2 separate regions of the Homo sapiens genome follow, and region 1 is linked to region 2. The links are chromatin loops, found by intact Hi-C in ENCODE. Cell type or tissue: PC-3. All regions are shown on one strand. Each heading gives the region's core, and the rest is flanking DNA. Links, peaks and the distances in the headings are about the cores only. Region 1 overlaps CDKAL1 (CDKAL1 threonylcarbamoyladenosine tRNA methylthiotransferase). Region 2 overlaps CDKAL1 (CDKAL1 threonylcarbamoyladenosine tRNA methylthiotransferase).

Region 1 (5,390 bases), core at 288-5,287, 170 kb after region 2:
TTCACACAATGAAGCGATGACCTAATAACACGTTTCTCAGAACACATTCTGTCTTAGTGATGCGTTGCTGTATTTCGTTGTATGCATATGCCACATGTTGTTAATCTGAATGGATACTTCCGTTCCCAGTTTTTGCCTATTATGAATAATGCTATTATGAACATTTGTGTACAAGTTTTTTTATGGACATGTTTTCATTTTTCTTGGAGTTATAACTAGGATTGACATTACTAAATTATATGGTAACTGTTTATTTAATCATTTGAGGAACAGGCAGCTTATTTTCCAAAGTGCTGCATCATTTTACTGCATTCCCATCAGCAATGTATGAAGGTTCCAATTTCTCCACATTTTCACCAACACTCGTTATTATCTGTATGTGTGTGTGTGTGTGTGTGTGTGTGTGTGTGTATTTTAAGAGACAGGGTCTCACTCTGTCACCTACGCTGGAGTCCAGTGGTGTGATCATAGGTCACTGTAATTTTGAACTCCTGGGCTCAAGCGGTCTTTCCCCCTTAGCCTCTCAAGTATTTAGGACTACAGGTGAGCACCACTGTGCCCAGCTAATTTTTAAAAATTTTTTGTAGAGACAGGATCTCGCTGTGTTGCCCAAGCTGGGCTCAAACTCCTGGCCTTAAAGTGATCTTCCCATATTGGCCTCCCAAAGTGCTGGGATTACAGGTGTGAGCAACTGCACCTGGCCTGCCTGTCTTTTTGTTGGTAGTCATCCTACTGGGTGTGAAGTAGTATCTCATTGTGTTTTTTCAGTAGTGGTAAACTACACATAAAATACAATTGACCACTGTAACCATTTTTAACTGATGTGGAGTACATTTACATTGTTGTGTAGTCATCACCACTATCCATCTCTAGAATATTTTCATTTTCTCATACTAAAACTCTATACCCATTAAGCAATAGCTCCCTATTCCTACGTTACGGTTCTGATTTGCATTTCCTGGTTGGCTAATGATGTTGAGCATCTTTTCATATATTTATTGGCCATAAGTATATTTTCCTTGGAAAAGTGTCTGTTCAGATTATTTTCCCATTTTTAATTGGGTTGTCTTTTTATTATTGAGTTGTAGAAGTTCTTCATAAATTCTAGATATAAGTTCCTTACCAGATATGTGATTTATAAAAGTTTTCTCTCATTTTCTGTGTTGTCATGTTACTTTGTTGATGTTGTCCTTTGAAGTACCAAATGGTTTGAATTTTGATGATATCCAATTTATTTTTTCTTTTGTTGTTTTTGTTGTTTGTGCTTTGGCATTACATCTAAGAAATCAGTGTCTAATCTAAGGTTCATATAGATTTATGGCTGTGTTTTCTTCTAAGACTTTTATAGTTTTAGCTTACCCTCAACTTTTTAACAGACTGCTTCCTCTGCATGTTCTGACTTTTCTCTAGAAATATGGCTTCTTATTCAGTCCATGTGCTACAAGAGTGGATGCAGTGCTTTTGAGCTTTTATATTTTTAACTGCATAGGAAAACATTTTTCTTTATGGTTTCATCATGGAATTATCTTATATTTTATTCATTTTATTGTCTGTCTTCTATCCTTAATTGATATCTTGGTCATTCACCCACATCCAGTAGGAAATTTGACCAACTCTTTCTTATCCTATTCATGTCTGTATTATCTTTGGCAATCTGAGTGTCTGGATATAATGTCTTGGCAACATTGTCACCTCTCACTTCATCATACATCAGTTCCAGCAGTCATCACCTACACCTTGTTTCAGCAACCTATTCCCATTGCCAGATACTGGACCTTACTATTCTTCAGAAATACTAAATGCCTGTGTCTGTACTCTGGTTATAACTTTCTGTCCTTTTTCTTTTCTCCTTCCTTTTTTTCCCCTTCATTTTTTTCTTTCTCCAACCCCCAGCCACTTCATTTCTTCTTTTCTGGCTCTATTTCTTTCCCTGTTTAACCTATTTGCCAAACTTCGTCTCATCTAAAATGCATAGTTAACTTTCCTTGTTCCATTTTCTTTCTAGTCCATTCCACAAATCTCTTAGTGTTGTTTCATCAGTCCTTTCAACCATCCTGGTATAATTTAGATGCTCAATAATTGATGAGTGAATAAATGGTGGTATTAACAAACCTTGGGTCAGTCTGTTTGTCTGTTTGGCTCCTACTGTAGAACTGCTGGGACTTGAGAAAAATTATAGCTCTACTTGGAGTTATTGTTATAAATTCATGGTCTCATATTTCAACTGGTGTCCCAATATTGTGTGGTGAATTTTATGTGTTCTTAGTCATCACTGTCTCTTGTTGTCTGTAATAGGTATTTGAAAACATTCATTCTGTTATTTTATGATATGCTTTCTAACTCTTAGCAGATGAACTTCTGGTTACTTTACTGAGAAAAATTGAGGGCAACAGGTGGGAATTTGCTTAGATTCTCCCTGACCTCTACAAGAGTACTAGCATCTTTTCCCATGCTTTACCCCTAACCTCTTCTTTCAGGAGACGAAGAGTTGGCCCTTTTCTCACTCTGACTTGTTCTCTATTCATGTTTTAGATTTTGCTCGGTCTACTTCCTGAAGATCATTGCTCCATCACTTGTTTTTCAGTCTACAGCTCCTTTGCCTACTGCCTTTCTCTGCTCAAACTGCAAAAAAAGAAATAAATAGTTACTTGTACGAACCTAAACCAAAATGTAATATATTCAATATTCTCTAGCCATCAAGAGCCTTTCTTCTCCTTCCCTTTCTCCCCAGCTTTTTACTGAGTACAAATTAACTCTCTCTGTTTTCTTACGTATAATTCATTACTACTGAACTCACTGCTTTCCCTAAGTTTGATTCCCGTATTGTTAAATCAAACATATTCATTTTAGTCTGTATACTTATGTCTCTGTAGTATTTGACACTGTTGGTCACTTCCTCCTCTTTGAAATCTTTGTTCTGCTGGCTTCTTCAATCACATTCTGTATGGAAGCCACATGGGCTCTTATAATAAAACCAGGGCCTAATGGTTCCATTGTTTCCTGGTAGATGCATCTCCGGTTGGGTAGGTTTGTTGGGGGCTGAAAACCTAATGTTGTCTGAGATTTACTTACCTTTGGCAGTTTCTCAGTAATTATTGTTGCTGCTGCCATCATGTTGGGCTGAGTGGTCAGACGTAGAATGGAGTTCAGGTCTGCTCTCACAAGCCTTTCCTCATTTTCTGTAAGATACTGAGACCAAAGGAATATTTTTAAGAGAATTACCATTTCCTTCCTTCCTTCCTTCCTTCCTTCCTTCCTTTCTTCCTTCCTTCTCCCCTTCCTTCCTTCCTTCCTTCCTTCCTTCCTTCCTTCCTTCCTTCCTTCCTTCCTTCCTTCCTTCCTTCCCTCCTTCCCTTCCTTCCCTCCTTCCTTCCTTCCTTTCCTTACTGTGTTGCCCAGGCTTGAGTGCAGTGGTGTGATCTCAGCTCACTACAACCTCCACCTCCCATGTTCAAGTTATTATCTTGCCTCAGCCTCCTGAGTAGCTGGGACTAAGGCATGCACCACTACACCTGGCTAATTTTTGTATTTTTAATAGAGATAGGGTTTCACCATGTTGGCCAGGCTGGTCTCGAACTCCTGACCTCAAGTGATCTGCCCCCTCCTAGGCCTCCCAAAATGCTGGAATTATAGGCATGAACCACTGTGGCCAGCCAGCCATTACATTTTTAATAAAGTTTTTTAAACAGGTTCCTCTTGTCTCAGTTGAGTTCATTGCAGAGTTGTATAATAATGAAAGAATAGAAATTTTTTCATCAATAGAGGTATGGATGCATGCATCACATCATGCATCCATACAGAGAGATAGTAAGGTGAATGAAATAGACCTATAGACTGACAATATATAGAAAAAACATCAAGGCACAGGTGTATTTTATACATATGTATAACCCCCTACCAAAGACCCCGGGACCTCACTGTGTTGCCCCAGCTGGTCTTGGTCTATTTTGTATATCTTTTTTATATATTTATTTACACACACACACACACACCCTCTATCATTTGTAAAAGAAGGATAAAACTATAGAACAGACCTATATGTAAATGTTTGATGCCAGAAAATGTCATGGTATCTGCTCATCACACTATTATTAGTGGTTTCATCTGAGGAGTGGAAATACAGCATGAAAGATGTTATGATTTCTTTCAACTGACTTCCATTTTATATTCTATTTTGTTTGACTTTTTTGTGATATTTCTTCTGTAATAAAACAACGGTAATTTAAGGACTTTTAAAGAAGAATCGACTTTGACTTATTCTTTTTTTAGCTTTGTGAATCATAATATTACTTTGCTTTTTTTCATTTTCCTTTTAAACTCTAGCCATGCTTACTCATTCTCAGTGGGTTTCTCCAATCATAATCCTGTTTAATCATAACCCCAGGAGTCATCCTTGGTTCTCTAGGAAGCATTCCTGCATCACTTGGTCTGATTTTATTACCTTTCCTCTGTGTTCCCATGGCAAAGCTTCCTTAGTCTCTGGTGTATAGAACAGAAGCTGTATTATTTGACTTTGTATTTCATGGACCTGAGTACAGTACCCAGCACATGGTAGAAATTCATCAAAAGGGTTTTGAGTATTAAAATAATAAAGATAGAATTTGGAACAGATCTCCTTAATACTAGCATGTTCTTTTTGTGTAGCTTGTCGTTTTATGCCATTTTTTTTCCTGAAGCTCTGTGTGAGAAGACATGTGTTAATTAAACTTAAGTTTCTGTCTCAGGATATGTTGAGTATATGTTGATAGGCTATCCTAAAACAACTCCAGGCAGTTTATTTAAATGCAATATGATATCTTCAGTTATCATTGGAGGACAGGAGAGTGATAATTTCATACTTCATTGAAACACAAAATATTAATATAGGATATTTTTTATAGTGTCTCCAAATACATTAAAGGAAACCTGCATTGATGTGCTTAGAAAATGTGTAACATTGACTCAAGCATAAGGATAAACACAAATTTTGTTTCTTCGTGTAAATTACTTGTGTAATCGTTTTTTTTTTTTTCCAGGTTCAGCAGATAGATCGTGTGGTAGAAGTTGTGGAGGAGACAATTAAAGGTAATCGTTGAAAGTGAGATAAACAGATGTATATATTTTCTGAACTACATAGTAGAAACACCACTCAGGTAACTCTTGCCAGGCACCTTTATAAAAGTTATTGTTTTAGATATAAAATCATAAAATGTTATCCTTGGCTTCATGAATTTGCCAGTCTAATATTGGAGGCAGGCACTCGCTGTATATTTGTTTGGCTTATAAATGAATCAGGCAAAGAGCAATGGCTTACTCCTGTAACCCCAGCAGTTGGGGCTGGGGCTGAGGCTGAGGCTGAGGCTGGAGGATTCCTGAGGCCAGGAGTTCAAGACCAGCCTGGGCAAGATCCT
Region 2 (5,390 bases), core at 333-5,332:
TCTATAATTTATAATAAATGTCTTGAAGTTGCAGGTTTTTTTCCTTTGCAATGAATCAATAAATTATGTCACAACCCTTAACCCCAAGTTTTTGCTTTAGCAATTCAGGATAATGCCAAAAACTTACTTAGCTTTTAGTCTGTGCCAGGCATTGTTCTGAACAAGGTACATACAATGCTGTCTTGTAGACCCTGGATTTGGAAAGCCCCCAATCCCTTTATAAAGCATATGTATAAGTTGTATAGATAAGTGTATTTTCAAAAGTAAACATATAAAAATTCATAATTGATATTTGAGGATCAAATATTTTCCTCATTTATGTATCTAACCCACAAAAATTTAATTGTTTATAAGACATTTTATGGAGACCTTTACATTTATATGAAGTAAAATTTAATATGTTCCTTAACTATCCAATATATTTGAGTATCTGTGAGATATGCTATGTGCTGAGGGATACAATTAAAAAATAGAAAAGATTTGATTCTTGTCTTTATTTTTTCAATTATTTCAGGTGGCAAACACAGATGGTCACAATATAATGTGACACCTCCATTTTCCCAATGAGAATATTAAATAAATTGTTTTGACTAACTTGAATATGTAAACTTTAGAGATGAAGATGAATTTCTGTATATTTATTTAAGTTATACATACATATTTAAAATAGCATTATATGAGATAATTTTCAAATGTAACTCTTCTCTCCTGGCTTTTCATGAAGCAATTTTATCTAAACTCTTCAAATGCATCTTTGACATATGAGGGTTTTTTTCCTCTCTAGAACCTCTTTTTGAGTTGTCTGACACAGTTTTCTACGGTTCCATTTGAATTGTCTGAAATCCAACCTATTTTGAATCTATTTACGTTGTGGTCACTGGAAATTTTCTCTCAGGAGCCCCTCCATTCTCATTATTAAAGATCAGTTGGTTTTCTTTTTCCTCCTGTAGAAGCATGTATGTTGATCTCTGTAGTGTAGGCACTTATTATAATACTTAAAAAAAGTCATTTTTGCAAGGCTTGTTTACAATGAAATCCAATATTTGCCAATGTGAGGCAATATCCCTAGGAGTTAAATCTGTGTTAAATCTCATCGCAGCTTTTACTGCAATTTTTACTGATTCAGATGATTGTTTCTGGGGGACTTCTCTAAGCTTCCACAGATCCTGTTACTTAGGGTAATGTCTTCTCCAAGTGATACTCTGTTATTCAAAGTAGGACTGGAGAGAGTAAAAAGAGGTTCTGGTAATAAGAAAGACTTTCTATGGACTTTATTAATAGAAATAGAAAACAATTTCCTATTTTCTGAGGGATTTTTTTTGGGAAAAGTAAACTTTGCCTTACACTTGGGCATTTGTTGAGTTGCCAGCTAACATCTCTTAGCGGGGAGTTGGTAGATAGGTTCTATTTAACCCAGTGTTTTTCATGCTGTTCTATTCACCACTGCATACTGCTTTGCCTTGCCGTGAAGTGTACTCTTTTTACCCAATTCCTCATTTTCATATTTCTGTTTTCATAGTATCTTGTTAGACTTTTACTTCTTGAGTCAGATGAAGAAAACTTAATCAGTATTGATGTCTTCAGTATCATAAATATCTGTAACTCTTACTTTGAATGTAAGAGTAATGTTCTGATTACTGCTAAGATTCTACCAAATTGACTTTCAGTACATATTGATGTATTTCTGGAATGAATGTTCCTGTGATCTTGGCTTGCAGATGAAAACCTTAATATTTGAATCAGACTGGTGCAATGTGGAAAGACAAAATACACACTTGAAATATTTGCATGATAATCTACGGAACAAAAACATTTAGTGGGAGTGGTGGTAGAACGTTTCCAGGATCAACACTTGAATGCTGTGAGAGAACTATTTTTTTTTTTAATGGATGGCAGGTGGCAGAGTTGAAAAACAGGTTTTTATAATGGAAATGCTAAGAGTCTTAGCTATAGGAGTATGAATGGTATTGTTACAATAGATATAATAGATGTATTGCATTATCTTATCTCATCAGACACTTTTGTTAGTAAAAGCGCCCCCCCCCACTAGTTTCAGTCTGCTCTTGCAGAGAATCACTCCTCTCAACAATTTTTGCTACTTACAAAATTTTTGAGATTCAAGATATCTTTAATCTGTCGAGTTTCAGCAGATTTAATAAGCATAAATTTATTTTATTAAAAATATTTTAAGTCAGGAAAGTAAGTATAGGAAACAGACCAGATGTAATTCAGATTACAGGATCTGGATTTGCCCCTTTAATGAATGTCAGCTATGCTGGCAATATTCTGCTGGTTTCCTTTTTTTTTTTTTTTTTAACATTACTACTCATATTTCACATTTGATTTGTTTTCAATATCCTTACTCTTAGGAAGGGGCTTAGGAAATTGAATTACATTTTATATGTTTAGTTCCTAATCTCATTCTTATTTTAATACCTGTTCAGATTCTTAAGGCTTTTTGTAAATAGGGGTCTGTGGTGTCTGTAAGTCTGGGGGCCTAGGAGGGAGTCTCACACAGGAGTCCGGTTTGATCACAGTGGATAGGGTACTCTACAGTGTGCTTAAAGGCAAGGGGGCTCTAAGAAAGAGCAGCCCTGGTCAGTGTGTTCTGAGAAAGCAGGGCAGTGTCTGAGAGGTGAGTTAAAATAGGAGTGAGTAGTCACCATTTTGGGATATTAGACAGGAAGTGCTTTCTGTACATGCAGGCTGGAAATGCACACAACCCTCCTGCCCCATCCGTGAGCAGTCCAGTGTGGGGAGAGGAAGGAAGGTGGGATGTGGTTGGTCATAACTGTGATCCCTTTTCTTCTCTATAATGCTGAGTGTTCACAATTGAGAACTGACTGGTGAGTCCTTGGTGAGTTAAGGCTTAAGCTGAGGTCCCTGGGTAGTTAGGTAGTTCTAAGAATGTATTTGTTCAATAGAACTTTTGAATAACTTCACTTAGCTAGCTTGTTAGTGCTAGGAACCCAAAGATGACAAACAGCCCATTCCTCTGAAAAACTGTGACTCTGGTGAGGTGCATAGTTATTTAGACCTGCCGGATGAGAATACCACTTTTCCCCGCACCAAATCTACCTGCTGGAGTGAATTTATTTCATGTAGACTCTGAGGTCCCTCTGTTGCTTTTGATAACGTGCTCTCATCTGAGGCCAGCTCCGTTACTTGTATACTCATCCTGTCTCCCCCGCCAAGGTCATTGCTCCTGCAGTTTTCTGCTTTCTCTGTTGGATCATTTTCCTTCTTTGCTGGATCATTCCTATCATCAAACATTCTGTGATATATCCTACCTTAAGCTAATCTTGTTTCTTTTTTTTTTTTTTTTTGAGACGGAGTCTCGCTCTGTCGCCCATGCTGGAGTGCAGTGACATGATCTCGGCTCACTGCAAGCTCCGCCTCCCGGGTTCACACCATTCTCCTGCCTCAGCCTCCCCAGTAGCTGGGACTACAGGCGCCCACCACCATGCTAATTTTTTTTTATTTTTAGTAGAGATGGGGTTTCACCGTGTTAGCCAGGATGGTCTCGATCTCCTGACCTCGTGATCCGCCCGCCTTGGCCTCCCAAAGTGCTGGGATTACAGGCGTGAGCCACTGCGCCCGGCCGATAATCTTGTTTTTTGACACCACATTCTTACTCTCCAACTTCCTGATACCACGTTCTTCCTCTCCAACTATTCCATTTTTTTCTTTCTCTGTAATAGCAAAATTCCTTGGAAGGACCTGCTGCTTCTCTTTCTGTTTCTAGTTCACTCTACGGAGGCCCTTTTACTTGAAAGTGCTCTCATCAAGTTCACCAATGACCTTTGCTTGGCCAAATGCAAATGCCACTTCTCAGTCCTTATCTTATATAGTCTTTGTTTGTTAGCATTTGCCACAGCTTTTCACTCTTTCCTTCTGGAAATACTGTGGCCTTCTGGACACTACTCCCCCTTGCTTATTGGTTCTCTTCCTATTTCACTGGCTGCCCCTTCAGTCATCTTTGCTGGTTCCTTCTTATCATACCGAAATGTTGGAGCATCCCCAAGGCACTTTGTTTTACTTTTCCACCTATACTCACTTATTTGGGTTTTTATAGAGTCCCATAGCTTTTAGGTACTTTCTCTATGCTGATGCTTTTTTTTTTGGAACCCTGGGCTCTCTGCTTACATATCATCTGAATTTGGATCTTTAAAAGGCATGTCTATTTACCATGTCCAAAACTACTAATCTCCCCCACAAATCTGTTGCTCCATGTTCTTCATATCTCAGTAAAAGGATTCTGAGTCTTTTCAGTTGCTTGAGCCAAAGACTTTGGAGTCAAGGATAACTACTTGTTTCCACATCACACACTGAGTCTATCAGCAAATCCTGCTGGCTCTACCTTTAAGCATATCCATAATCCTATCATTTTTATCACCTTCACTTAGGCTACCACTGTGGTCTAAGCCAGCATCATCTTGCCTGGATTATAATAGTTACCTGTTTTATCTCCTAGCTTTTCCCTCAACCATCTGTTTTCCACACAGTGATCAGAGATTCTTCGAAACCTAAGTCAGATTATTTTACTTTTCTGCTCAAAATTCACAATGCTGTCTAGTACAACTTTCTGCAAAAATGGAAGTGCTCGGCCAGGCACAGGGTGGCTCACTCATGTAATCCCAGCACTTTGGGAGGCCAAGGTGGGTGGATCACCTGAGGTCAGGAGTTCGAGAACAGCCTGGCCAATGTGGTGAAACCCCATCTCTACTAAAAATACAAAAATTAGCCAGGCTTGGTGGCCAGTGCCTATAATCCCAGCTACTTGAGAGGCTGAGGCAGGAGAATCACTTGAACCTGGGAGGCGGAGGTTGCAGTGAGCCGAGATCACGCCACTGCACTCCGGCCTGGGTGACGAGTGAAACTCTATCTCAAAACAAACATAAAAAAAGGAAGTGCTCTAATCTGTGCTAATATGGTAGCCACTGGCCATGTGTCTGTTAAGTACTTCAGATCCGGCTAGTGCAACTGAGGCACTGAATTTTAAATTTTATTTTAATTGATTTAAATGTAAATATCCACATGAGTGGAAGCCAAGATTTATATCATGTTCTGAGGTTTACAAAGGCCAGATGAAGTGAACACCTTTTCTACTTCTCTTGACTTCATCTCCTGCTACCACTGCCGCCCTCATTTTCTTGCTCTTCTTTGAATATACCAAGCATATGCTTGCACTTGCTATTCCCTCATGCCTGGAATGTTCTTCCTCCAGGTGTTTTTTTTTTTTTTTTTTTTTTTTTGAGACGGAGTTTTGCTCTTTTTGCCCAGGCTGGAGGGCAATGGCAAGATCTCGGCTCACTGCATCCTCTACCTCCCGGGTTCAAGTGATTCTCTTGCCCCAGCCTCCTGAGTAGCTGAGATTACAGGCGCGTGCC

The links. Hi-C counts contacts between places; a loop is a spot of excess contacts. Peaks named below come from ENCODE experiments on the same cell type or tissue, not always from the same donor. Only the 100,000 strongest peaks of a DNase experiment are listed, where the experiment ranks them.
Region 1: it touches region 2 in a loop (2.2-fold over the local background); 1 of 110 quality-filtered maps calls a loop at or near these places.

The regions. Positions count from the first base shown.
Region 1 is chr6:20,753,580-20,758,969 of GRCh38, forward strand. CDKAL1 (CDKAL1 threonylcarbamoyladenosine tRNA methylthiotransferase) reads left to right here. Exons shown (of 16, transcript NM_017774.3): 7 at 5,016-5,064. Among named protein-coding and RNA genes, the nearest start is that of CDKAL1, 220 kb to the left of the region's middle. In PC-3, for the core only: no CTCF peak of the experiment used is centred there; DNase peaks (open chromatin) are centred at 2,232 and 4,402; H3K27ac peaks cover 1,089 bases.
Region 2 is chr6:20,581,749-20,587,138 of GRCh38, forward strand. The region is part of intron 4 of CDKAL1 (CDKAL1 threonylcarbamoyladenosine tRNA methylthiotransferase); the gene reads left to right. Among named protein-coding and RNA genes, the nearest start is that of CDKAL1, 50 kb to the left of the region's middle. RefSeq lists a silencer at 4,837-5,037. In PC-3, for the core only: no CTCF peak of the experiment used is centred there; no DNase peak of the experiment used is centred there.